Linked DNA regions of Mus musculus: regions 1, 2, 3, 4, 5 and 7 are each linked to region 6. A link is a loop called in an ENCODE intact Hi-C map of the cell type or tissue named here. Cell type or tissue: heart. All regions are shown on one strand. Region 1 overlaps Parm1 (prostate androgen-regulated mucin-like protein 1). Region 2 has its middle 14 kb from the start of Gm46915. Region 3 holds the start of Gm36357 (a long non-coding RNA gene). Region 4 has its middle 20 kb from the start of Uso1. Region 5 has its middle 79 kb from the start of Gm36222. Region 6 holds the start of Parm1 (prostate androgen-regulated mucin-like protein 1). Region 7 overlaps Rchy1 (ring finger and CHY zinc finger domain containing 1).

The links. A loop is a pair of places that touch in the nucleus more often than their neighbours do. Peaks named below come from ENCODE experiments on the same cell type or tissue, not always from the same donor. Only the 100,000 strongest peaks of a DNase experiment are listed, where the experiment ranks them.
Region 1: it touches region 6 in a loop (2.7-fold over the local background); 4 of 42 quality-filtered maps call a loop at or near these places.
Region 2: it touches region 6 in a loop (6-fold over the local background); 5 of 42 quality-filtered maps call a loop at or near these places.
Region 3: it touches region 6 in a loop (9-fold over the local background); 20 of 42 quality-filtered maps call a loop at or near these places.
Region 4: a loop joins it to region 6, with 5 times the contacts of the local background. A loop is called at or near these places in 4 of 42 quality-filtered maps.
Region 5: it touches region 6 in a loop (2.2-fold over the local background); 4 of 42 quality-filtered maps call a loop at or near these places.
Region 7: it touches region 6 in a loop (14-fold over the local background); 16 of 42 quality-filtered maps call a loop at or near these places.

Annotation. Positions count from the first base shown.
Region 1 is chr5:91,577,597-91,581,596 of GRCm38, forward strand. All of the region lies in intron 1 of Parm1 (prostate androgen-regulated mucin-like protein 1), which reads left to right. Among named protein-coding and RNA genes, the nearest start is that of Parm1, 62 kb to the left of the region's middle. In heart, no CTCF peak of the experiment used is centred here; a DNase peak (open chromatin) is centred at 1,545; H3K27ac peaks cover 316 bases.
Region 2 is chr5:92,001,496-92,005,495 of GRCm38, forward strand. No RefSeq gene overlaps it. Among named protein-coding and RNA genes, the nearest start is that of Gm46915, 14 kb to the right of the region's middle. In heart, a CTCF peak has its summit at 1,717 (motif pointing left); no DNase peak of the experiment used is centred here.
Region 3 is chr5:91,859,311-91,863,310 of GRCm38, forward strand. Gm36357 (a long non-coding RNA gene) reads left to right here and starts at 2,431. Exons shown (of 3, transcript XR_389335.3): 1 at 2,431-2,587. In heart, a CTCF peak has its summit at 2,301; no DNase peak of the experiment used is centred here.
Region 4 is chr5:92,116,344-92,120,343 of GRCm38, forward strand. It overlaps a transcript of G3bp2 not described here. Among named protein-coding and RNA genes, the nearest start is that of Uso1, 20 kb to the right of the region's middle. In heart, CTCF peaks have their summits at 1,750 and 3,261 (motif pointing left); a DNase peak (open chromatin) is centred at 1,658.
Region 5 is chr5:91,627,252-91,631,251 of GRCm38, forward strand. No RefSeq gene overlaps it. Among named protein-coding and RNA genes, the nearest start is that of Gm36222, 79 kb to the right of the region's middle. In heart, no CTCF peak of the experiment used is centred here; a DNase peak (open chromatin) is centred at 2,430; H3K27ac peaks cover 2,138 bases.
Region 6 is chr5:91,515,712-91,519,711 of GRCm38, forward strand. Parm1 (prostate androgen-regulated mucin-like protein 1) reads left to right here and starts at 1,989. Exons shown (of 4, transcript NM_145562.2): 1 at 1,989-2,246. The coding sequence starts at 2,204. In heart, a CTCF peak has its summit at 1,829 (motif pointing right); DNase peaks (open chromatin) are centred at 1,920 and 3,450; H3K4me3 peaks cover 2,383 bases; H3K27ac peaks cover 1,919 bases.
Region 7 is chr5:91,949,764-91,953,763 of GRCm38, forward strand. Rchy1 (ring finger and CHY zinc finger domain containing 1) reads right to left here. Exons shown (of 9, transcript NM_026557.4): 5 at 3,451-3,495; 6 at 3,290-3,348; 7 at 3,178-3,204; 8 at 2,058-2,178; 9 at 1-101. Among named protein-coding and RNA genes, the nearest start is that of Rchy1, 11 kb to the right of the region's middle. In heart, a CTCF peak has its summit at 1,840 (motif pointing left); no DNase peak of the experiment used is centred here.

The sequences.
Region 1 (4,000 bases), 62 kb after region 6:
AGATACTCAGTTGATGTGTTGAATTTGTTGATAAAATGCCATCCAAGAAGAAATGTCCTGTCTGTGGCTGGCATAGCAAGACATGGGCTCACGTGGTGAGGAGACGGGAGGGTTGGCCTTGCTTATTATCATTTTAGAGATTTTTCCTCTCATTGCCTCGTTCAGTCATCTTCACCCAAACTGAGCTTCACTTTATTGCTGTGAAATGGAAACCAAATTAACACCAGGCACATTCCACACGTCAAGGCAGAACTGATCTCTGCATCCTTAAAGAAAGTTTGTTCGTGTCTTATGTAGTTTGCTATTTCTCGCTTGGATAGAGAGGCAAAGAACAGGCTTATGAGATAGGAGACCAAAGTGAAGTGCTCTTGATTCAATTACACAGCAAATAGAAATGCCATTTCTGATCTTGGAAAGAATAATTTTGGCCTTTCTATACATCATTATTTGATAAGGACTCAGAAAAAGGTAGATTTTCTGGAACGAAGAGCTGTGAATGCAATTACAGCCTCAACTGTACCCAGCCACAGAGCTCCTGCCTAGCCTGCCGAGGCCTAACTAGGGAAGGATCTTTCAGCATAAGATGAGTATCTGTCCTCCTGAAACAGCCTCTGAACATGTTGATAGCCTGGCTATCAGAGTCCCTACCAGAGGACCTGTGTCTATCCCACAACCTAAAAGAACGAGCCAGTCATTGCCCTCGATGAGTGATGATATGAGGAATTTGTGCAGCTGAGCTGGGCCCAAATATTCCTTCCTTTCTGAATTGTTTAGGGAGAGGGGAAAGGAGAGAAGGGAGGGGGGTTACTGATTTATTTCACCCTGCTGCAAAGGAGTTCCCGTAAGAACTCCTCTCGTCTATAACTCCCTGTCTATAGGGGGAAAAAACGATGATCTTCACTAAAGACCTGAAACACCCCTGGAAGTCATAAACCTCTGGACACAAACCACAGTTTTGCCTCTTGCAAACTTTGGATTAGAACTTGAAAAGGGGGAAAGGATTATGGCTGAAGTAAAGGGTGCTCAGGGGATTTGGTTTGTATCAACACAAACCCCTGAAAGGCAGCAGGGAACAGAGGCTGCGTACTCAGACCTGGAAGTGCTTTTCACATAAAGATACCTCAGATGTCTGTGAAACTCTGCCTTGGATTACACAGGGATGAGGGTGTCACCCCATAATCCCACTAGTGCCAGAGGGAACATGAGAATACAAGAGGCAAAGCGGTACAGAAGACTGAATACGGGCAGTTCTTTTTTCTTTCTTCCCTTTTTGAACTAAGCCACAGTACTTAGAAATTCTAAGTATACCCAAAGCAAAGTTATTCTTTGGGTTGAGCTATGAACGGAGCCAGTTTTTATATAGCTTCCAAAATTTCTCCAGTTTAGCTCACGTTGCCAGAATCTGTCCTTCCAGACTGATGTGTCTAATAGCTTGTGTCGGCCACGGATACAGAATCACATTGTGATGGGTCCCAAAGACTCTATCAGAGTATGCTGTGTTCCAGCAGCAGCTCCGGCGACTCCTTCCAGCTGGCAGTGCGAAGGGGTCATTAGCAGAGGAGCCTGGGCTCCAGGTGCTTGAGAGACACTCATGGTGACAGCAGTTGGGGGCTGGTTAACAAGTGGAGCATTGGAGGCTGAGGCAAAAGCTCACTGGGTTAAAGTGCAAGTCTCTGAGAATCAAGGAGACCTCAGTTCAATACCCAGAACCTACATAAAATGGCTGGCTACAGTGCTGTGCTCTTGTAAGTCCAGAGCTGAGGAGTTACAGACCAGTGGATATTTGGGGCTTGCTTGCCATCTACCCTTGGCTAATGGACAAGCTCTAGATCCAGTAAGTGACCGTGTCTCAAGAAAGCACACTAATTGATCTTGTGGGGGATCTTCCGACTGATACCTTAGGTCGACTTCTACCAGGTACCCCACACACGTACCCCCGTGCATACATGGGGCACACAAGATGTTTGTGTGGTTGTGTGTGCTTGAGTAATAACTAAAATCATTTTAGGCACAAATTCAAACTCTGAGAAAGTAGCTGTTATCTTTCTGGAATCGTGAGGGTTGTTAGGTAACAAAGGCAGAAGAGAGGCAGGGATTTTAGGGGAAATTAAAAGTCTGAACGCTTCTGGCACAGGTAACAAATTGGGAGGTGATTAACTACATTAAATGAGGATTTGTCACAGAGTTTCTTCAAACAGGCCATTTCCCTTGTCACTTGAAGTGTTTGATGAAAATTCATTACCCACGGCACCTCTTAAATAAAGCATGATCTTGCCTATTGATCGCAGCTGATTTACTTCATTATGGGCAATTTTTCTCAAATGGGATTCACCCCTGCAATATTAATAGGCTACCTTGACAATACCTTATCTACATCTGCTTTGCGCTGCTACAACAGAGTGCCACAGCCTGGGTCATTTATAAAGAGCCAGTGCTTTGCTTCAGTTCAGGAGGCTGGAGAGGCCACAGTGGAGGTGCTGGCATCTGAGGGAGGGTCCTCCCCATGGTGGAGGGGGAACGGGTGACAGAGGGAGGGTCTTCCCCATGGTGGAGGGCGATTGGGTGACAGCACATGTGCACATGCACACACGCACATATTCACACATCTGCATATGCATGCAGGTACATGCTAGAAGGGATCTTGAGAGGACTGCAGCCAAACGTATGTATTCACCGGAAACCCACCCACACCATCACTAACCCACAATGCCAGCATCAAAGGTCCCACCTCCCAACACAGCTACACCAAGGATTTGTTTTCTAGCACTCAGACTTCAGGAAGCACAGCAAAGGCATAGCACGGCTGGAAATAAGATTAGCCTCACTCCAGTCTTCTGCAAGTTACAACTTTGTGCAAGCTGTAAGTGTGCACATGTGTTGGTAGCCTGGCGATGACTGGGTTTCCATTCTTTACCCAGGGACGCGACGGTATCATGGTTCCCACTTCCTTTGGGTGGCCTGCATATCCGTGACAGTGTTGAGGACCCAAAAAACTACAACACAAGGCCTTTCCTGTATCCCTGCTAACAAGGAGGGTTGTGCTGAACACAGGTTCAATCCACAGCTTCCACCTTCCCCTCAGTTCCATCTCGGAAAAAGCTGGATATTCCCAGAGAAATAACTTTTGTCAGAAAGAAGGTTAATACTTAGGGGAACTGAGCTTCAACAAGGGGAATCACGTGACTCAGGAGATCTGGCCTTGAGGTCCACACCCCCTAAGCTACAAATGTTGCTTCTGTACTTCTAGCCTGGAGCATGCAAGCCAGTGACAAGCCTAGCTCTCACTTAGATGTCCTTAGAAGGTGGAGCTCATCAGGTTCTAAGCATAGCATCGTGGTGCTCTCTTCAAACCTGAAGTTTAGGAGGCCGTTAGAGAGGAAGGAAGAAAACTAAAGGATGACATCCTAATGCTCCCAAGAGGTAGAGGCAGACAAATCTCTGTGAGTTCAAGGCTGGCCTGGTCTACATTGTTTCAGGCTAGCCAAGGCTACTTACTGAGATCCTGTCTAAGTAATAATAATAATAATAATAAATAAATAAATAAAATGAGTACCTTGTCTCAGTATTTCACTTGTCCATTTGACTTGCTTGCCTGCCCCAGTCTATAGCACATTTGACAAATGGACAATGTATATGAAGCGAAGCCTGATGCCCTAAGAGCAGAGGGCTTTGCACACAGCAAGGCCAAGGGGAGATATTAAAGATCTACATTCAGGAAGGAAAAGAGCTGAATTTTTGGAAAGACTTCTTGGATGCGAAGCAATCTCTCTCTCTCTCTCTCTCTCTCTCTCTCTCTCTCTCTCTCTCTCTCTCCCTCCCTCCCTCCCTCCCCCTCCCTCCCTCCCTCTCTTTCTCCTCCTCCCTCCCTCCTCCTCCCTCTCTCTTTCCTTCCCCATATTGTTTTGATACCTGGGTGCCCTGCTAATAGCAGGCACCACAAGCACCACTGTTGAAGTAGACCAGCCAAAGGTAATCTGACAAATGATGTTTACAATTTCCA
Region 2 (4,000 bases), 490 kb after region 6:
AAAGGGAAGACACACACATTCCTTCCAAATAAAATAGTTAGGGATTGCTGGCAAGTGCTTTCAACCCTTCAGGAGACTTAAAAGGAACCTTTCTCCGTTTCAGTGCAGATTCAATTTCCCCTTCCGTGTTTTTAGAGGAGAAGCTGGAATGGTAGCTAGAGACAGAGAAGCCCATGTCTAATAAGCACACAACTTTAAAGTTTCTCAGGCTTATCCTAGCAACATTAATCACTTTTTAATAATGGGGTGGGATGGGGACTGGAGAGATGGCTTGTTGTTCTTACAGAGGACTTGGGTTCAATTTCCAGCACCGTGTGGTGACAAACAACTGTCTATAGCTCCAGTCTCAAGGGATCTAACGCCCTCTTCTGGGCTCTGTGGGCCCCAGGTGTGAATACGGCACACATACACACGTGCAGGCACAGCACCCATATACAAAAACTAAAAGTAAGTATTTCTTAAAACTCTGAGTCTAATCCTCTTTGCAAAACCCCTCTGCAAGGCCAGGTCAAGACATATGTCTACATGTGAGGAGTGTGGCTTAGTGCCAGAGTCCTCCCTGAAGAATCAGGACATTCAAGAGCCAGTGCACAAGAGACAGTCGTTCCCTGTATAGTCTACACATAATGAACATTTTAACTTCGGAAATGCCTTTTGCACTTTCCTTCACTCAAAGGACCGAACACTCTTCTGCTTGGGACAGGAGTAGCTGTCAGGAACAGCCATAGAAATATGTTTTAACCATGGTTTAAAACCCTCCAGTCTCCATATTACAGACACTTCCCTCTTTTTCCACCCCACACCCCCATGCAGGTGTCATCAGTGTCTTGTTTTTCCAGACTTTTGTTTTAGGACATGGAAAAAAACTTCTGCTGTGCATTTTTTAAAATTGAGACTCTTGGTGGACAGGTGACAGCTGTATTTGCTAACTGCCTTCAAAGTTGAGGCTACATTGTACAAACTAACAGTCCAGGGAGAGAGCCATGGTCAGCGTGGATTCTCTTTCCAGTGTCCATTCACTATAAGGACCAACTTACATTCTACCTCTGCTTCCATGTCTCCAGTCAGGTCTGAAGATGTTCACAGCCTGGTAAGACTGGTACTCTCACATGGTCTGCTCAGCATCCCTGTCACTCTGCCTTCAGGCACCCCCCCTTTCCCCCTCCCACCCCACCCCCCAGCTTCATTTTGGGAAGGAATTGACTTTCCTAACCGTGCCAACCCTTCATCTTGTACTCAGAACTCTTGAGCCTGGATGAAGTGTGCTCTCAGTCCTTGCCAGGGAGCACCCCTGCACTGGTGGGTCTTTCTGATGCCATTACAGTATCCCCTGGACCATCCCATGACTCAGGTGGTTAACTTCACCTTACCACACTGTGCCCTGAGAAAAATCAAAAGCATCAACATACTGAAAAGAGTTCTGCAGAGATAGCCCAGTGAGTTAGGTTCCTAGTACCTCTAACTCCAACTGAAGAGGTTCTGATGCCACTCATGTCCACGGGCACACACACACATACACATGTACATACCCACACACAGACTCACACACGTGTACATACACACGTGATTAAATATAATTCAAAATAGAAACTGACCATTTTTTCTGATGCATGGACAAAAGGGAACAGACACTAACTTGTATAAAACTCATCACAAATTGTAACTTTCCCCCTTGGGGTGGATATGGCTTCTGTGAGTAGAACTTTGCTGCCACCTCCTGGAATATGCTTTGGCAGAATACAGCTGTCCAGGACAGAGCCAGCTGCAGTAATTAACTCTTCTTCAGTAACTTCTGCCCAGTCCTGCAGCAGTGACATTATCTCTTCAGTGCAGCAGTGACATCATCTCTTCAGTGCAGCAGTGACATCATCTCTTCAGTGCAGCAGTGACATCATCTCTTCAGTGCAGCAGTGACATCATCCTTCAGTGCAGCAGTGACATCATCCTTCAGTCCAGAAGTGCTTATTTTCATCCTATTTTCTGCCCAAGACCCAAGAGAGGAATTGGGCTCTGTCCTTTCTTTCTTCTGACTAGACTGCATTTCTCTGTATTAATATTTGACCCATAACAATATGATGTAATCATATTATATACAAATATTACCTGCATTTGACATTTCCCTTTATTTTTAGGGGTAGAAAAAAATATCTACAGAGAAAACTCTCCAATATTCAAGACCAAATATGCTTTGATCTCTGTTTTCAAAGCCTTTTATATATTTAACTCATAAGAATTTAGATAGCCACTGAACATACAAAAACAGATTTTAAAGATGTAAAAATACTGCTAACATGAGGAATAGCCAAGAAAGTGTAAATCAAAGAGTTCAGATAAACTGAAATAAAATTTACTAACATATAATAAATTATAATGTACTACAAATTTTATAATTATAAATTATATAATAAAGAAAATATATTAATCTTAGCTAAGGACTGGAGAGCTTGTTCAGTGGTAAGGAGCACTGACTGCTCTCCTAGACCTGGTTTTGGTTACCAGCAGCTACACGCCAGCTCACCACATAAAATTAAGGTAACAAAAACATTAATATGTAATGTAAGAAAAAAATATCTACTTACCTAGATTCTTTTTGAAGTAAAATTTGGCAGAATTACTCAAAACTAAAATGAAGCATACTTTTTTTTTTTTTTGGACATGGTAAGACCATGTCATGTAGGCTGACCTTGAACTCACAGAACTCTCCTGTAAACCTTTTTAGCTTCAAATACTGACTTCTGGAGCCCACCATGACTGTTCCTCCAACATCTACCCTCGCCTTCACCACACTGTAAAGGCTATGCAGTTCTGCAGATATGTTGCTACTAACACAACCCACTCAGCATAATCCCATTTCCCTTTATTTCTGATAATTAAGGGAATAGAATTTAGCAGAAAATCAGTACAGTAGCCATTGACTGAAACTTTGCTTAATGACTAAGGGAACTTCTCATTTCTTCCTTTAGAAGTGGATAAGCAAGCAAGTCAGACCAGGAGTCTATACACCAAAAGCTCACATAAGCTAGTAAAACTTCCTGTTTTATGTGTATGGGTATTTTGCCAAAAGAGGGCATCAGATCCACTGAAACTAGAGTTATAGACAATTGTGAGCCGACAAGTCTGATGGGAAATCTGATCGGATCATGTAGCCACTGGGCCTTCATCTATCTAAATAAATGTTTTACAAATTGTTTTCTGCTGTCAATAATCATAACCATAATTTATGTCACAAACATCACTTGGCTTTCTTATAGATAGCAACCTCTTTAAGCTGTCTAGCCTATCTACACAGAGACTATGGATGGTATCTCCGCCTTCAGCTGCTATTCCTGGTGCTACTCTAGTAGAGAAATACATTAATTAATATGCCCTGCTTCCCAATCCTGAGCGACAAGGAAAAGTCACCACGGCAGTGACACTAGGATATTCTTGTCCACTGACTAAGGCTTACCCTAGTGTAGAAATGGGGAAATGTGGCGACTTGAGATACAATGTTTTCATTTCCCTGATCCTATCTTGCTGACAGAGCTTTCCCAGAATTTTACTGGAATCTTTCTCACTTCTACAAGAAATGATCTTGCGTGGCAAAGTAAATAATGAAAGAATTAGAGAAGGCTCCAAAACGGGGCAGAGTGTGGGGGGAGACAAGTTTCCACAAAAACCAAAGTAAAATGATATTTTTGTTTTGAAGAAAGTTTGCAGTGGGTAATGTATCAGGTGTCCAAAACTAATGTTATAGGGAGAGGAGCTGCAGTAAGGCAGTCTCACGTTACTTCATGCCTGAAGCTAAGAAGAGGGGAAACGTCATACTATTAAAAAGAAATATGGGAACATAACTTTTTATACAAGTAGAAGAGTTAAGGGTTTCTTTCTGAGGTAAACACACTCAACAAAAACGATATCAGAGAGCCAGGTGTGGTGGCACATGCCTTTAATCCCAGCACTCGGGAGGCAGAGGCAGGTGGATTTCTGAGTTCGAGGCCAGCCTGGTCTACAAAGTGAG
Region 3 (4,000 bases), 340 kb after region 6:
CCTGTAATGAGATCTGATGACCTTTTCTGGTGCATCTGAAGATAGCTACAGTGTACTTACATATAATAAATAAATAAATAAATAAATAAATAAATAAATCTTTAAAAAAAAAAAGAAAGAAAGAAAAAGCCACATGGAAATCTACTACTGTAATCAGAATTTTGTTTTTTTTTAATACAGAAATATTATAAGAACATGTGTCTGTTTTAATCCCAGGCATAGGATAGGGGCTGCTTCAGATTGTCCACAGCAGCTGACTGTGATTGCCTTGTGCTCTAGCAGAGGCATGGTTTTGCCAGCTGCAGATAGTTTATGTGAGTGTGAGGCATTTGGAATCCCGAGGAATCTTCAGAAGGTATATAAATGCTAGAGCCCTGAGAGGTGGTGGGTTGCTGGTTGTTGGTTGGTTGCTGTTGGTTGGTGTTGGATGCAGTTTGTTAAGTAGTCAGGAGTAAAGAAGAAATGGGAAGAAAATGAAATTAGATACTCTGATGGTGAAGATCAAGGAACTGGACAGCCCTAGTCAGAAGGAATTAGTCTAATGGTCACATCTTTCCCCCTCTATCTTTTTCCCTCTCCCATCTAGTGTTAGGGGATTGAAGAAGGATGAAGAAGGATGAAGAAAGGTGGAAGGAAGAAGAATCCACAGAGTAGCCAAAAGTTTGGCTACATACTAATTTTGTGCTAACTAAAAACATGATCTTTTCCTCCAATGGAGTTTCTATTTTGATTTAAAGAAGAGCCAGAAACATATACTAAGAGTATGTGTTTATGGGATCAGGAGATGGCTCAGTCATTAATATGAGCCATAAACTTCATCTTTCAAACATCTTGAACCTTTGTCATATTCAATCAGAGACTGCATAACATAGACATCCATTCTTCCCTTTTAAACTCTGCATTCTTTCTCATAGCCAAGAATGTCCAATGCAATGAAGTGAAGCAGCCATCTTGCCTCCAAAAACGATGATGTCTGTGTGCTCAGAATTATAGGATACTAAGATGAAAGAAGCCAGGACCCTAAATGCCAACTCTAGATTCACTTTTATACACTTTTAAATTCATAACTTAAAAAATAAAATACTTACATAAATCATACTTCATTGTGATTCCTGTTACTCATCGATGAGTAAAATCTTATCTGGTACATTTAATATGTAAACCCCAACTAGACCTAATTCTATCTAATCCCTCTAATCCAGCTTGAAATAAAAGCATCAGATAGGCAAAGAAACACCAATTTGTTCTATGTGTGGAATAAAGACAGACTATTCTGAAAGCAAACTTGTCATGGATCTTAAGTCTGAAACTACAAATGGCTGGGGACAGCTGGATCAACACAGCTGAAGAACAAATTCAGTAATGAGATAGAATCCTTCTCGGCCACACTGAAGTACAGAGCCTGCACACAGCTGTGCTGGTCCCCTCTGCTGTAATAACATATCACCTGAACCGAGGTGTCTTCAACAGAGAAATGTGTTGCCACTGGCTGAACTAGACATTGGGATGCAATGACAGAGCTGGACCCTTCTGAGGGTTGTGAGGGAGATTCTCTCATCTGGCTTGTTTCCTGGCAACCCTTGACCTTCCTTGGCTGGTAGGTACATCACTCTCATCCTATTTCTGTGTCCCTATGGCTCTCTCCCTGTGTTGTGTCAATGCTCAAACGCTTTAAATATGAAGAGTAGATCTTGCCATGAACAGAGCAAGCCAGATGAGAAACACCATCCAGCAGTCATCTCCCTATGATATTCATAGCTACTCACATTCCGACCTAACTTCCTAAGAGCAAAAGAAAATAGATGTGACAGCAGGGCCTAGTTTTCTTTAATACAGTGAAAGAAAAAAAAAGATACATTAATGGAAGAAGTTTGCAGTTTGGGGCCAACAGTCTTCCTCAACAGCAGGCAGCCATGTGATCCTTGAACTTGACTATTCGCTGTACCATTCTTGGTAGGATGTAGGCTCCAGGTGTGAGCCAGTGCTCCAGCACTACAGACCGGGAAGTCTCCTGTCCATCCCCTGCCTGTTCCCCACCAAAGAAGCATAACACAAAGAAAACCATTGCTTGGGGGAAGAGAAGTGTCAAATCATCTATAGGACTTTGAGGCTGGTCTCTGCCTGGTGTGGAGCAGAGTTGGAATGCCACCCTATTCTAACCACAGCCCAGTGACTGCAGAAGAGAGAGGTAGGATGACACTGGCCTAGGGTAGAAGCTTGTGGGATAGAGCACTCTCATCATTCTTTCTAAACACTACAAGAGCAGAGTTAGGGCAAACCTGAGCTTAAGTCACCCTCTAGTGCTGAAACAGCAACAGTAAACCAGAGGCAGAGGAGGTGAGCAGCTGAGGAAACACTAGCTCTAGCTGCAGCTCCTGGGCGGGGCCTGGTTAGTTCCAGCCAGTCAGAGCAATCCCGTACTCTTGCTGGAGGATGGCTCAGACATAGGTGCCTAAGGTATTCCAGCTGAGACGTGAGGAGACATTTGTCACTAATGTGGAAGAACACCCTCCTTATTCTCTTGAGACTCCTGTCTTCCTCTCATTGGATGTGAGTAGGAAAACAGATGCAAGAGGCACAGACACAGGTAAGACGGAACCTGATCCCCACGGCTTCGTTAACCAGGGCTTCCAAGATAATCAAGGCCTGCTGAAAGGCCACCTGAGAAGACGTTGGCAGCAATCCCAGTGGTGGCAGAAGCCAGTGCCACGTTGGACACACTGTAAGTCTGTGGATTCTTCATGCCTTCAGTACTTCCTAGGGGGGGATAAGAGGATTGAATCTGAGGTCCAAATCCAGCTCAGCACGCATGTGATGGGACCCCAGACCCTGCTGTTTACGCTCTGCTTCCGGCTTTTTTCACATCCAAAAGCTAAGCTAAGTGCTGTGAACTTCTGTCTAGTGACAGTATCAGTCCCTCCTGAGAAACCCCGGTGGAGAAGGTCTGTAAAGGGAGTTGGCTTTGTCTATCGTGGTCTTTATCCAATGATCTGCAGGACTTTGGCTGAGATGTCCCTTGTGCCTGTGACTAACAGAAGCCAGCAGTGCTCCTATTATCTACAACCCTATAGCAGTGCTGTCATCAAGATGAAGTGACTTGGTGTGACATAGAGTCAGCCCTGGGTAGAGGTTAGGTCTTGTTCCACACTTGGTGCCTGTCACCATGCCCTCACCCTGACACAGCTATCTACTTCCTGTATTGCTCAGATCTGTGGTTCAGCTAGCAGCAGCAGCTCCGATTTAGGCTGCTTCGTGTCTTTAACTTGCCTGGCTCTAGAATGTACCATTCACAGGCCTGAACCTTAATAAGTGTCAGCTGAGCCATGTGGCAGTTAATAAACTACTTCTATAGATTCCATTACCTGCTCAGAAGAACTGCAGAATCTCACCTCGAATGGAGCATGGATATGGGCCACAGTGACTCCCATCTTTACGTGTGCAGTCTAGATTGGTCTTTTTGATCTCTTAACCTAGTTTAAATATCAAACTTTGAAGTGCTTAAGTAATGTAAATAAGTCTTTGTTCCCCCCCTACTCCAACACCCCCCCAAACTTTTGAAATCCACACCTTCATTAAGTGGAAGCCTTTTAAAACACACTTTGTGGGATAGAGAGATGGTTTGGTTGTTAAGAACACTGACTGCTTTTCCAGAGGACCCAGGTTCTCAATTTCAAACACCCACCACCATCTGTAACTCCAGTTCCAGGGAATCCAACTCCCTCTTGTGGCCTCCACAGGCATTGGGCGTGCGTGTGGTGCACAAACACACACGTAAAACATCATACACATAAGACAAAAGAAACATTTAGAACATAACATAGTGTGATGATTAGAGTTTTTTCCCTCAACTTGAGACAAGCTAAAATCATCTGGGAAGAGCAAACTAGAATTGAGGGGCTGCCTCCCTCAGATTGGGACACTGCCTCCACCAGACTGTAGACAAGTCCGTGGCAGCCTTTCCTTGATTAACAATCGATGGTGGGAGGACCCAGCTCATTTG
Region 4 (4,000 bases), 600 kb after region 6:
CTAAGCTTCCAAATAGCTCAGGGTTCTATTCCTAGCACCTACAACAGTAGCCCCAAAACATGTGTAATTCCAGTTTCAAGAGATCCACTGGCCTCTTTTGGCCTCTGAGGGCACCAAGCACGAATGCAGTACACAGACAGAAGTGCACAGTAAACACCCATACACATAAAAGTAAAATTAAAATTAGGAAATAAGCAGAGCCGGGCAGTGGTGGCGCACACCTTTAATCCCAGCACTTGGAAGGCAGAGCAAGGCGGATCTCTGAGTTCAAGGGCCAGCCTGGTCTACAGAGTGAGTTCCAGGGCAGCCAGGGCTACACAGAGAAACCCTTTCTCAAAAAACAACCAACCAAACAAACAAACAAACAAAGAAATCAGTAGAAAGCAACAGGTTAAAAGATAACCTAAGTCTACCTTTAGCATGTGTAAACACCCACGCTAATACGTACACACAGACCACACACACAAATAAAGACTTAACAAAAGCCCAGTAACTAAGTATAACTTTTTATTGGAGAAAAATGTAATAAAAGACAGACACAATGATACAGACTCTGATCCCAGAAGAAACAACACATTGACACAGGTTAGATCAAAGAAAGCCATTAGGAAACCGACGAATGAGAAGCCTTTCCTAGCTTCTTTATAAAGATTCATTAGTGTTAGGATTCATTATAAACTAAGGTTTAATGAACCAAGTTTTTAAAACGGAAGATTGGGCCTTAGTCCTGCCAAACATCCGTTAAATCCGAATTTGTTCGGAGCACAACTGAGTTGAGTGAAGGAAGATCTGGGATCCTACACTAAATGCTGAATCTTGAAAATAAAAATGTAAACATTCTAATTTAACGAATTAGCTAATTGAATTTTACTGCGACTACTGGCTGCTTTCCAGCAAGTGTATGAGTGAGATACAAATTTACTTCATAGTAAATTCGAATGTATACGCAAGCCAAGCCTCATTTACTGAGGGGTCAGGACTGCCACAGTTTCCCTGAAAGGAAGAAAGCATCCCTTTCTACTTCAAACCAAAACACTAAAGGCCCTGGAACCCTTGGGAAGGCCGTGAAGACTGTTTCCCGTGCCTTGTCCCTTGGCTGAGTCTTGAGGAATCAGCTATCTACCTGTTATAGACAGTTTTTATCAATTTGACCCAAATTTAGCCATACCCTGCAAAAGAGAAACTCAATTTTAAAATTACTGGCCTGTGAGCATGTCTGTGGGACATTTGCTTAATTGCTAATCCCCGTAGAAGAGCCCAGACCACCAGAGACAGTAACATCTTTGGGCAGGTGGGCTTGGGTTATATAAGAAAGGTATGAACTGAGCAAGCCAGAGGGGAAAGACCAGTACACAGGTTTGTATTTCAGTTCCGGCCTCCAGGTTCTCCTGCCTTGGCTTCCCTCAGAAGTCAAGGTGCTGATTACAGCAATGGAAAAGCAAGCTAGAACACTAGCTATCTCCCTCTCTGGACTTGGTTGAGAAATTTTACGACAGCCCTTAGCAACACGGCTGGCAAATGACTTTTACATGACAGGAATAAAAAGCCAGTCTTCACAAAGTCCAGTAACGGTCAACAAGAGACACTCCTCGCAAGCCGAAGATGAACCTGGCGTGTACAGCAGATGACCAACAGTGACGTCATTCACAGCTGCTCTGGTTCAAGTCTAGCAGCCAGAGCCCAGCACTGTGATTGCTGAGTCTTGCCTTCTGGTCCACATTTAGAGGGGAAACAGTGCCTCCCAGAGGCCAACATGAAAGAGCAGCAGTCAACGTAAGACAAATGGCAGGAGAGGGAACAGACATCTGCCAGAATGGAATCACTTAATATTATGGTCCAGGTTATGCCCTCCATGGGGATGGTCTCCCATCCTAGTACTAACTAAGCCGGAGCCTGCCTAGCTTCCAAGATCATATGTGATTGGGCATGCTCGGGTGGACACAAGCACAGACTGTGGGAATCATTTCTACAAAGTTGAAGCGTGTCGTTTCATTTTTATTTAAAATGTGAAGGTTCCTTTTTACTGTTCACTCTTTCTTTTGTCAGTGTCATCTGTCCCATGGGCTTCCAACCTATTAGTCACAATGTACTGCAGTTCTGTCACCTCACCCTGGATTCGAACTTGAGGAAAAAACAAATCAGCTCTGATGACCTCTGGCTTCAGTTTTAAGCTAAAAGTAGCTGAGGTAGTCTGTATGGGAAAGTAAAAGCAAAGCTGTATTGAACATCTCAGCATATGCTGGCCTTGGGCTAAGTGTGATGCACAGCCTGCTACTTCTCTTTTAAGACAGCTTATATGAATGACAGCTCAAAAGAGCTGGTCTGGGCTAAGCTTTAGGCCACTGGAAAACCCAACTTGAGAGACCAAGAGGGCAGGAAGTCAGTCTCAATCTCTCCTTGTTCCCAAGGGTTCTGGCATGGTCACTTAGCTCTGAGACACTATAGAGACAACTGAGGAAATTCTCTGTCTAGGTGGATCCCTGATCCTACTGGTTAGTTCTCCCATTTCACAAAGATGATAGTTTAGCTGGGAAAGTAAGTGAAGTGAAGATGGTCATTGGAAGCAGCCAATAACTAGAGGCTGAAGTGGAAAAGCAAGGGGGTGGGGAACAGGGTGCAGGCCAGATGGAGAAATCCCCCATCAAACCTTGGTCCTTGTGCTCTGTCACCTGTCACAGTTACTTACTGCCCTTCTTCAATCATTTCCTTCTCCATGAAAAGGGCTGAGGGCTACAGACACAGCTCACTGGTATAGTAATTGCCTGGGATGTGGGAAGCACATGTTTGATCCTCAGTTCCCAGAAAACAACATGTCAAAGATGAAGCCAGACATAGTGGCTCATAATTATCATTCCAGCACTTAGGAAGCTGACACATGAGGATTATCACAATCTTAAGGCCTACAAAAGAATTCCCATCCAGGCTGGACCACAGTGACACCTTGTCTCAAAACACAAAGAAATAGACAGAAAAGGAGAAAGCAGGTAAGTTGGGGCAGCTGAGGGAGGCAGTCTACATGAAGAGCTCAGGACAGAAGTCAGGAGTAACTAGAAATGATACCAATTAGTACTGCATTCACATAAAACTGATGAGTCCAAAACATGTTCACTGTACGATAGATACATCAGATTAGGGCTGGACAGAAGGCTCAGCGGTTAAGAGCACGGACTGCTCTTCCAGAGGTTCTGAGTTCAATTCCCAGCAACCACATGGTGGCTCACAATCATCTATAATGAGATCTGGTGCCCTCTTCTGGTGTGCAGGCATAAATGCATACAGAACATTGTATACACTATAAATAAATAAATCTTTTTTTTAAAAAATCTAAAGATAGATTAGACTAAAAATCCTCAGATCTTTACATTCAAAAACTAACAGAGGAAATGATAGCAGGGCTTATGATTGGACCCAGATTGCCAGGAGGATGGGGCTGAGTTCACAGGGAGCTGAGCTCTGAGCCACTGCTGAGCTTGGAGTGGGGCCTACATAGGCAAAGCAACTGTAGGCTTTATAGTAGAGAGGCCAAGAGTCCAGAGAAAGCTGATCACGGAGAGAGAAATAGCATTGGATTAAGCAAAAGACTAGGAAACTACACACAGACAGACATGCAGGCACTTGCACATGCTCCCACTTCCCGTACATACTACAGAACCCAAAGGCTGCCATGAGCACTTCCTGACTACATCCCTGAAGATGTCCCAATATGTCACAGTCGCCCCTTCTTTGACTTGAAGGTCCCTCTCGATGCTGTTTCTTCCAACAGGACAGACACCCAAGCCTCACAGAACTACTTCACAAGAGAAGAAGTGTCAGAAAGCCAGGATGGACGCCTGACTGAATATGGAGACGCATGCAGAAAAGTCTGCAGAGCCCTGATCCTTTTAAGAGGGTCAGAGGTGCCGGGGCGTGGTGGTGCACGCCTTTAATCCCAACAACTCTGGAGGCAGAGGCAGGTGGATTTCTGAGTTCGAGGCCAGCCTGGCCTACAAAGTGAGTTCCA
Region 5 (4,000 bases), 110 kb after region 6:
GCAGTCTGTTCAATGGGGAGGAGGGAACCAGCTGCAAACTGGGGGTTGGGGGAAGTTTTATTTCCACTTTTTCTTTTTTTAACCTTGAGACAGAGCCTAATAGCGTCCTAGCAGGTTTTGAACTCACTACGTAGCCAAAGCTGGCCTTGAGCTTCTAATCCTCTATCACCACTTCAGAAGTGTTAGCATGATAGCCAAAGACCACCTAGGCATTACTGACTAAATGATGAATGTATACTAAGACTGGGTTGGTTTGTTTAGTTGTCTGGCTACCAGTAACACAACATCAAAGACTTGCTAGGGGTTCTTAAGGAATGGCTTCCAAACGTGGAACAAGCCCCTTCTATTGATTGTTCTGGGTGACATAATCTGAATATGCATCCCTCAAAGGCTGTGTATTGAGGGTCTGGTCTCCTGTCTGTGGTACTACTGGAGGTTATTGTGAGATCTTTGTGAAGTGGGGGTCCAGTAGAAGGAAATTAGGTCATTGATTTGGGGGGACCCTTCTCTGTCTTGGGATTTTCAGCTGCAAGAGGTGAGCGTCTTCCTCTGCTTACCACTCCCATCACTGTCCCATGAGAAACAGGACCATGGGCTGACACCTCTGAAAACATAAACCAAGGCAAAGCTTTTCCTGATCAGCTGTTTCACTCTGACAAGCAACGGACCCATGAGTCGTGACCTCTTGAAGACCTACCTTGGGCACAAAAGCAACAGGAGATTCCTATTTGATGTTTCTCAGGCCCTAAAGATACCTTTCTAGAGGACTTAATTTCAGTTCCCAACACCCTTGATAAGTAGCACACAACTGCCTATAACTCTGGCTCCAGGGCACCTGACACTTCCTTCTGGTTTCTTTGGCCAACTGCACTCACATGCACACACACACACACAATTTTTAAAGATAGCCATTTATAAACAGTGAAAAATAAAAAAAGATAACCATTTCATAAAATTAATGATCATAAGATAAAACAAATACATAAATAAAATAAATAAATTGTTGAGCTATTTAAATTTTTTAAAGGCTTTCCTGAATGGAGATAGTAAGAACGTGCTTTAAATTTAAAAGTAATCAGACGCCTAATGAGAATATATAGCTAGGCTAGGGTGCTGACTCAGTCAGCAAAGTACTTGCTGTGTAAGCGTGAGAACCTGAACCTGGTTCCCAGCACCCACGTAAAAGCTGTGAATGGTGGTGATGTCTGTAACTCTGGAGCTGGAGGTCAGGGACAGGGGGATCCTGAAGGTATGCTGGATAGTCAGTCTAGCAAAAATGGTTCATAGAGAGTCAGAGGACAGGGGGAAAGAAGGGGGAGGAGGAGGGGAGAAGAAGAGGAGGGGGGAAGGAGAAAGGGAGAGGAGGAGGGGGAAAGAGGAAGATGAGGAGAAAAGGGAGGGGAGAGAGAGAGAGAGAGAGAGAGAGAGAGAGAGAGAGAGAGAGAGAGAGAGAGAGAGAGAGACCTTGTCTCCAAAAGTAAGATGAAGAGTGATAGAGAAAGATACCGGACAACAACCTCTGACTTCCTCCTGCATTTAAACACACGTAAGCACACACAGGTACACCCGTAAACTAGACATTAACACACAAAGAATGTGTAGCATTAACACACTCTTTTTTGTTTTTTTGTTTTTGTTTTTGTTTTGTTTTTCGAGGCAGGTTTCCCTGTATAGCCCTGGCTGTCCTGAAACTCATTTTGTAGACCAGGCTGGCTTCGAACTTGCATTAACACACTCCTAAGTTCTAATGTCCAAATCAATATCTTTCCTTATGTGACAATTTGTCAACACTAAATCATGATCTTTTCAAGTATTTAGTATCCAATCTAAAACAGTTTACACATCTACAATTGGATAGTTAACATTTGAGCTTTGTGAGAGAGCACTGAATCAAAAGGCACTGGTCTTGTGGAAGGAAAGCTTCAAGAGGTGACATCGCACCCTTAAAGGATCTCATCTTTGTCCAGGGCAGAGCCAGCTACATTCACTTCACCAGAACATCTCACTGCATGATAACAGCATCAGTTTGTATCAACAAATGCAGTCCGTTTCTCTGTGAACCAATAAACTGAGTGGTTACAATACATTGGGTAGCTGAGATGCTGGTGGGGCTTGTCTATGTTAGCTTTAGAGGTCATACTCCCTTTCTCATGCAAATGCTAAGATGTGAAGCTTATTCATCAATACACTAAATCTGTCCACATGCTCAGTGATGGATAACATGAACTAGCCTTCCCGATAGTTTAAGTTTAGTTACTGTCAGGGTTGGGACTCAAACCAACTGTCTGCCATCAGAGCTCTTTCCACACAAGAGACTAAGCCTAACCCTGCCACCTCCTGCTAACACGGGACTTTCCAGCCCTTGAACCGGCCCCCCTAAGCTATTTTGAGCAATCTCAAGGGGTCTGGCATGTGGCCAACAACAAGCCTGGTCAGCTCCCCAGCACATGTTCCCTTCCTGGCACTGTCACCTTTGTGCTAACTCCTGCTGTCTGCCAAGCTATCTTCTCTAGGGGGAAACTACTTGCCCTCCTGTACTGAGAGGACACCAGCACAGGGCCGTGGGCTCTTGAAATCCAGTATAAACTTTTTCGTTTCCCTGATATCCATGGGAATCCTATCTGAGTCCCCAGCAGAGTCACTCCTGATACTACCCAAAGGTACACCATTGTGTCAGCTTGTCCTCCCTTAGAACAGTAATGATACTGTTTCCTTACTTAGCACCTACCATGAGCCACATACTGTTTTTGAGCACTGGATTCGAGCTTAACATCCCTGTGAGGCAGATATTATTAATATCTCCCATAGTATGGATGAAGAAGCTAAGGGCCAAACGTGTTATTTTAGAAAAATAGCCTGTGGACACAGGTGGCAGGGTGGTCAGGCAGAGGAAGTGTTGACCCATGGTCTTCAGAATCGATGCTCTGTGGCCCTTCCAGGCAGAATCCTCATCCCATGACAGATATCTGGGTACCTGTACTCTGCCAGCCATCAGACAGGTCTACCTATGTGGGATAGCCTGCAGCTAGAGCTGGGTACTCAGCATGAAAGCAAGGTCCTCCCTATAGCAAAGGGTTCTACAGAGGCCCTACACAGTAATTCTTGCTCTTGGCGATGCTTTGGGTCTTTTGAAGGCAGCACAATCCCCAGGGCTGGTCACTTGGCAGTTTCTGTGGTGTCTCTGCCTACATCCTATTCTTGTGCTCAAGGTCACAGTGTATTTCTACATAGAGTGGAAACACATATAGTAACACAACACCTCAGGCTAGGAACGCTGGGAGGAGGTCCATTTTGACTCACACTTCTTGAGATAACATGGTCAAGGCGCCACATTGGGTGATAACCTTCATACTCAGTCTCGCCATCTCATAAGGTATCATATGGCAAAAGACAAGGAGTGTGTGTGTGTGTGTGTGTGTGTGTGTGTGTGTGTGTGTGTGTTCTAGTCTCTTCTTCAAAAGGCAGCAACATTCAGTTATGAGGGCTCAATACTAGTGACTTCCTCTAATCCTGATCACCTCCCCTAGGCCCTACCTAGAAACATAGACAGATTGTGTATACTATCACTATACAACGTCATAAAGAGGAGTAAATCTCACCATGGGTTCTGAAGGGCAAATCCGTTGGGGTATAATAGTTTGGATCTCAAATGCTCTGCAAAGGCTTGCCTGTTAAAGCTTGACCCCTAAAATTGCACTTTAGAAAAATGGTTGACTCGAGACTCGAGCCCCGGGCTACCTTGCCAGCAGAGTCTTGCCCAACACCCGCAAGGGTCCACACAGGACTCCCCACGGGACCCTAAGACCTCTGGTGAGTGGACCACAGTGCCTGCCCCAATCCAATCGCGCGGAACTCGAGACTGCGGTACATAGGGAAGCAGGCTACCCGGGCCTGATCTGGGGCACAAGTCCCTTCCGCTCGACTCGAGACTCGAGCCCCGGGCTACCTTGCCAGCAGAGTCTTGCCCAACACCCGCAAGGGTCCACACGGGACTCCCCAC
Region 6 (4,000 bases):
TGAATTAGGGAAAGCCTGGAAGAAGTTGAGAAGGAGGGCGACCCTGTAGGAAGACCAGCAGTCTCAACTAACCTGGACCCCTGAGATCTCTCAGACACTGGACCACCAACTAGGCAGCATACATGAGCTGATATGAGGGACCCAACATGTATACAGCAGAGGACTGTATGCACCTAACTCTCAAGAGACTGGAGGCCCCAGGGAGTTTAGAGATCTGGTGGAGGGGAGGGGGAGGTGGTGACATCCTCCTGGAGACAGGGGGATGGGGAGGAGGTATGGGATGGGGCACAGTCAGAGGGTGGGCTGGGAGGGGAATAAAAAAAATTAAATAAACTTTTTTTTTAAAAATTAAAAAGAAGAGCACCAGCCTTAAAGAGTGTCACTACCAAGCTCTATCCATGTGTGGTTGCAGACTCTGTGACAAGCAAAGCCCAGATGTCCACAAGCTTCCTAATCACACAGGTTGGCTAGACACGGGAAGGACATGAGGCCAGAAGGCTTCCGGGAATGTGTTTAAGACTCTGCGTCTGCCAGTTCTTCTAACCAGGGAAGCAGGAGAGGCAGTTCAGCTTTTGCTTGCAGTATCGTTTGCTTCCTATACCGACAGGAATCAGTACATGTATAGAGAAGAAGGACAATTATGAGCCCAGTGTAGTCTATTGCGAAAGTACTGCCAAGATCTGGGAGTGGTGCTGGCGAGGTGAGGCTGAGAATTGGCCTGGCTGCTGCTAAAGTGATGAACCCAGGCTGAGAGAGAGCGGGTCCTGTTACAAGATGGAAGACGACACACCAAACGACAGGAAAACAGTTCTGCAGAGCTGCTGAGGGCACCAAATGTTCCAATGCCTTAGGAAGGGTCCCTTTTCTCTTACAACTGTCAGCTCTAGTGACCAGGGGCCACCAGGTTCAGACTGCACCAAGCTGAAGGATGTGGCATGCAGCCCGTATGAGGACTATGAATGTCTGAGGTGCAGGGGGCGCAAAAAGAATGAAATGAAAGGCCAGGTCTGACTCCACTTTGGAGAAGCCCTGATCTTTGGGGAGGCATTCAATATGGAGAAGGAGCCCCCGGTGAAAAAGATCTGATTACCCTTCCCTAACTATAAGGCCTGGGCAAGCACTTAAACTTAAAGTTACTTCCTACCCAGAAAATGAGGATACTTGCCTGTATGAGGATACTACGGGAAGTAAATGACTTGGGTAGTATGTGAATGTACATTGTCCAACACATAGCCTATTGCCATTTCTCAGAAATTATTGTTATCTGTTATTATTGTTTATTAGCACTAATTATTATTACATAAAACTTATTTTATTATTATTATTACATTGTTTTCATAGGCCTGATGTACAAACAATTCTTACAAACTATATGAACATGACACATTCCTTAATTTCTAATGCCTTTGATTTCTTACCTGGGAAATAGTAAGGTTTATGTCTCTGGGTTAGTAGAAGGAACTTTAGCATAGTAACTAATCAGACGGCTGGTTCAGTTATCTGGGGATCATATATATCACCTGATAGTGGTATTTCTTCTGGCTAGGAAGTTGAATAGGCACCAGGAAGTGCGGTGAGAGTTTAATGTACACAGAAGGCTGTTTGCAGAAATGAAGGGAAAAGGTCTTCATCCCATACTTGGAAAGAAATGTGTTGATTCTCTGAGGTGACCTCGAGGTCGCCTCTCTAAGGGTAAGGAGTTTTCATAAGCGACCTAACGGCAGGGACCCACTCACACTTTGTTTTGCCTTAGCTTCCAGGACAGTGCAAAGCTCCCTGAGCTGTGGCTGAATCCACTAAAAGCTCAAGTCTAGCTCCCGCTGTCCAGCAGAGGCCGCTCTGGGCCGGGACTCCTGGGACCTGTGCGCCAGGAGAGAGAAGGCCAGGGGGTGGCCCTGTCCTCGCAGGAGGGCCGGGTGGGAGGGGTTTGGCGACGGCGCAGGCGGGCCCTGGGCTCAGGCAGCTGGGATGGAGCAGAAGTGCGCCTGGCGCCGCAGGGCACACAGCTGACTCTCCGCGCCACCTCCACTTCGCCTTGCGCCGCCAGACACCGAAGCTGCCTGGACTCGTCGCGCCTGGCGTCCCCGCTCCTCCCGTAGCCCACCCGGTCCGAAGAGGAGCTGCCGGTGCCCCGAAGCACTTGGTCAGACCCAGGAAACTCTTCTCTAGTCGCATCCAGCTCGGTACCGAGCACCAGAGTAATATGGTCTGCAAGGTGCTCATCGCCCTCTGCATCTTCACCGCAGGTACTTGGCGCGGTCCTAGGAAGAGCGGGGCATGGGGGAGGCAGCACAGGGTCCGGCTGATGGGAAGAGGGGCGACACCAAGAAATAAGCCACCACTGGAGGGTGGTAGGTCTGCAGGGGTGTGCGCACTTAGATTTGAGGTGTGCGGTTTTGGCAGTCCTGGAAGGGAGGGACGTCTGGGTCTTTGCTGTGGCATCCTGGGCCCCCCACAAATTCGTTCTCTGTGAAACAGGTGGCCGGCTAGCTGGCGCCTTAGAACACAGAATTCCGCACGGAGAGGAAAGGTTTCTGTGGTTTCTCCTTTGCTGGGGTCTCCGGGGAGCACCTGCTACAGCCCCAGACATCACTTCTTGCCAGTGGTTTGTCCGGACGTGGGATACAGAGGCCAGGCAGGGGTCCGACAAAGCTGCTGCTAGGAGGGCTTCATCATGGAGTGCGCTCAACCCGACTGGTTAGCGCTCTGGGACTTAGAGGTCTCTGGAACTCCGGGCGTCCCTTTTACTTAGGCTCAGGGATGATGCGGCACAAACAAGTCACAGGGGCAGCGGCCCAGGTTAGGGTCAAGCTTATGATCATTGTTTGAAGATTGCAGGTCTACTGTGGCCAAGAGCCTTCCAAAACTGTGGCCCTCTGTATGAAACTAGTAACTTGGGTAAAAGTAGGATACACACCCCCTTTTGCCCCATCCGGGTCTGTCTATCTATCTCACCCGGGTCTAGGGACTACTTGCAACCACGACCTTGGGCATTCAAGCCAAGCCGACCCGCGGGCTGCAGAGATGAAACCAGGCACCACCTTCTGGAGTTGGGTACCTAGGTTTTTGTCCAGGAAGAACGTAGCCCAATAAGGACTATGGATTCGGGACTATACTCGGGGTCTGAGGGTGGGCGGGGGAGAGTAACCCAAGAGAGTAGTCCGGTCTGTTTATCCAAGAATGCCCCGAAGCCTCCTAGTACAAGCTGATTGGAGATTCAAGCTTTAGTCCGTGTGTTTCCCCTCTTGAATTGCCTGGGTTCCTGTAAATGTGCCTCCCCACCCCCACTCAAGGAAAGTCACAACTCCTTGAAAAGAAGCTAGAAGCTTCCCTGGGGCTCTCAGAGGATAAGACAGTTTATGGGAAAGTTTCCCAGCTGAGCCAATAGCCTGATGGTGTTTTCCCTACATGCTAATGTCTGAGAGAACCTTTCTGCTCCGGGATCTGCAAGGTCTGGAGACCTGCCTGCGGATCTTTCTGGAACATTCGGCTTCCGTGGCGCAGCCCTCTTGAGAGAGGAGCCCTTAGATATGAAAGTGCAATAGCCTTCTCAGCTGGATTGCTGCCAAAGGTAGTTCCCTGGTCCTCAAAGGATAGATGTTTACAAACGGATGCGGAAGGGAACCCATTCAGGAAGCCTAGAAAACATGCACTTGGCTAATGGATAGATTTTGTTTGCTGAATTGATTTTGCCCCTTTATCCATTTATTTATGTATTTATGTATGTATTTATTTATTTCCTTAATATTTTTGAACATCTCTGTTCAAAATCAAAAGCTGGCAAATCAAAAGCAAAAACGGATTAATCCTAACAAGAAGCTCGAATAAGATGATTTACTGACTAGCTGACTGACTGATTGATTGATTGATTGATTGATTGACTGATTGGCGCATGCTTGATTGGTTGATTCTCTAGTCTTACTGTTCAGCTGTTTTCTGCTGAGAGACAAGCATTGCTCAATCCCCTCCCCCAGAGCCAGGTGGCTGCTGTTTCAGAGAC
Region 7 (4,000 bases), 430 kb after region 6:
CCTCCAGCTTGGGCAGTATTGTAGGAGTCACAAAGCTTACATTTCATGCCTAAGATATGGAACTGGACTGTGGATCGTCCATTACAGTCATTGCAGAGAATCTGAAAAATGAAGAGGAAAAGTTTTAAGCCTTGTAACTACAAGTGACACTGCCTGATTAACAATCACTTGAAAGTCATATGAAAGATGTGAAAATACACGTATGTCTAAGCATTTTTGAAGTGAAAATGTCTTTTCTCCAGTGAGTATTTTAAAGGTTATTAGGATGGCTTTGAATTCATAAAATGAAAATGTGAATCTGAGCTCAGAACACTCAACTTAAAATAGCTCCTAAAAGTATACATAATACAAGCAAGCAAATTAACATGGATATATTCAGATCTTATACTTATCATTAGGCAAACACTTAATATTTAAAAAACAAAATAACACACACGATGATTTCATTATTTTCACTGGCACTCAGAATTTACCTTAATTAATAAAACTGAAATTTCTACAAATTGGAATATTTTGCTTAATTTTTAGGCTTATTATGCCTCAGCAATGAATTCAAAAACAAAACTTTCTAAATCAAAGTTCTGAAGTCAGAGTCTATTGTATATCCCTAAGATAACAAGGACTCAACCTTTTCTGATGCTAAGATTCCCAGAAGGCAAGTGTTCATCTGCAAATAGATCAATATATAACTATGCAGCAGTCTTAGCACAATTTAGAAAAGGACTCTTGGGGCTGGTGAGATGGCTCAGCAGGTAAGAGCACTGACTTCTCTTCTGAAGGTCCTGAGTTCAAATCCCATCCATAATGAGACCTGACGCCCTCTTCTGTCGAGTCTGAAGACAGCTACAGTGTACTTATTTAAATCTTTGGGCCGGAATAAGCTGGGCCAACCAGAGTGAGCAGGGTTGACCTGAGCCCAACAACCACATGAAGGCTCACAACCATCTGTACAGCTACAGTGTACTCATACACATAAATAAATCTTAAAAAAAAAATCCAAACTCAGGTCATTGGGCTTGGAGGTCAGACACACTACCAAATGAGCCATTGTCTCACTCCTTAGCATAGGGTTTCTTTATAAATGCAAAATATTCTAATATTGTGGTGCTGTTTGCACACTCCATAAATACACTAAGTCAGTGCCTTGTACACGTTTAAGGAATGAGCTCCAATGTATGTGAGGTATACCTTCATAAAGCTATTATTCAAAGCAAGCATCTACACGAACACAGTAAACTTCAGCCTCCAGTGAACATCACAACTATCAGATACTATCTAAGGGAATCTTCCATTGTCCTTAGCAACAATTCAACTTTAATTCTGGAAGTTTCCAGAGTAAATAAGCCAGAAAGGTTTTTGGTTTTGTTTTATGGTGCTAGGATCAAATCTAGACCCTTGCACTCACTACCTCCCTCCTACTGAGGTACATATCCAATATTAGAATAATTATTTGGCTTTGTTTCATCCTTGTGTTCTGAAGTATTTGTAGACATTTAGAACATTTGTATGTCCAAATGTTATTCAGACATCCAAAAGCTATTATTTTCCAACTCTGATTTAAACTCAATACTATGCTGAAAATAAGCTACAAAGCAACCCTCTCATTTTTCTGTATGTCAAAGGATAATCTAATTGAGACGAAATGAAGTCTGCAACAGAATATAAAGGGCAGTAAACATTAAAACCCAAAGGTAGTTTTCAAAACACAGCAAATACAGTCTCTTGAAAGAGAATTTTGAAAATTTAAATGAGGCCAAATAAAATAAAACATCAATGATCCACTTCTGACTCTAGCAAGTAAGCTGCCAAAAATTCATAATGAAGTATTTGCCTGCCACCTAGTGTTGAGAGAAACCACACAGAGGTATTCTTAGGGCTTTTCCTACCCTGGTCTGATATCAATATAAAAAAATTTACTTAAATCATTTCTCCCTGCTTTAATTAATTAAAATGGCACTAGGTCAAAGCAGTAATTTTTAGAATCTAAGCAAAGAGGCAAAAGTAAGAAAGGATATCACCAAGAAACCTAAAAAGTTCTCAGCATGGATTCTACTTACGTCAACAGTCACGTTCTGGTATTCGGATGGCATGGGAGTCTGTGCTACCTCAGTATCTAGTTGTCTCCAGTACCGAGTCATGTCTAAGGCAGAATGCATACACAATGGGCATCTGTAACCTCTGCAAGAGATAGTAAGTGGGATCCGCATCAACTCAGGCTCACTAAGAAGACACAGCTCACTAGCACGTAAATCTCCAGAGTATTAGTCTAAAATTCAAGTTAATGTCTCAGGAAACTGAAAAATCTATTCTAAAAAAACCAAATATTACATTTAGCATCTTATGATACTTTTAAATCATATGTCTTTATCCTTTTTTTCCCCCCTTTGGTTTTTTCGAGACAGGGTTTCTCTGTGTAACCCTGGCTGTCCTGGAACTCACTCTGTAGACCAGGCTGGCCTCGAACTCAGAAATCCTCCTGCCTAGGCCTCCCGAGTGCTGGGATTAAAGGTGTGCACCACCAACACCCGGCACATCTTTATCCTTAACTCTCTAAAATAGAGAAGTAGTCAATATTCTTTGTAGGACTATGTCTTTCCCTAAAATTACCAATAAAACTATTCATTAGCTAAGCAATTTAATTTCTTAGGACACTGATGCAAAGAAATGGTTTTTCTAAAACTTATCCCAATCATAGTACTACTTCCTCTCTAAAATTTTTCAAAAGTTGCTCCCTGTCTAGGTATTAATTTTCTGTTCATTCATCAGTGGAATCGAAGCACCTTTCCACTCTTTCCTAGTTCTCATCGTACTGTAGTTCCAGTCTTATAGAAAATTGACTGGTTTTCTCTACAGTTCCCTGCTGGATCAATATACTGAATTGATAAAATTTGGACCCTATTCCTCTGCGCTTTCCCAGTATATGTGGATGGAAAACAAGAGGGTTTGCTGCCTCGAGCTGTGGGAGGAAGGAGGCACAATAGGGACATGGGAGCAGAGTGCAGTCCTGTTCTCCAAGACCCCACGCCCAACTAAACAGCAGTCACCTCTCTCCTCACCACCATCTGTGTATCTACCACACCCACACAGTGGACCTGGCCATCATGTCTGCCCACCCCACCACCCTCTCCCAGAAAACAAATCTTAAACTGTAAGCTTTTAAATCCATCAAAAACTCACTCTTTCAACATTTCTTCATAACACGTTCTGAAAGAAAACAGAGCACGTTTTAGTAAAAGGAAAGTTCCATGATGTGCACACACCTCGAGCAGGAAGAACATCATCTGCTTACCTATGTAGGAGATGCCCACACGGCAAGACGTGAGCAACAACACGGGAGGTGTGAATGTCCTACGAGGAAAGAAAGTTATTAGTGTTTACATAAAGACACTAACAAAGTACTTCAAATTCAAAACAGGAGATTTCCAAAGTGAAAAAATATTCCACACTCACCTCCAAGCATATTGGACAATTCTGCCGGGAAACATTTTCAATACACTGAAAGGAGAATCTTACATTAACAAAAGCATCAAAAAATAAAAATGTCAACTATAACAGCATTAATAAAATACATAAATACAATAAAATAAACTGACTAAAAGAGCCAATGAGATGACTCAGTGGGTAAAGACTTGCCACCAGGCCTGAGGACCTGAGTTCAATCCCTGGAACCAACATGCTGGAAGGAGAAACCCCACTCCAGCAAGTTGTCCTCTGACTTCCACAGGTGAACAACTAAGTTAGAATCCCGGCAGTGGGAGTTTTTATCGTGGCAATATATACAAGGAGATAAGGGAAAACACTAAGCCACAGACGATTCTCTTGTTTTCAGTACAAGTCAGGATCCCTTACTAACATTTAAACAGTGAATAGTAGCTAAACAATTTTTAAAAATAATAAGAGAACATATATAGCTTTCTAAAATAAAAGAGATTAATGCAGAGAAAACTCCTTCAAAAACTGAATTGAAAATTCTAGATTATAATCTCAGCCCTGCCATTTA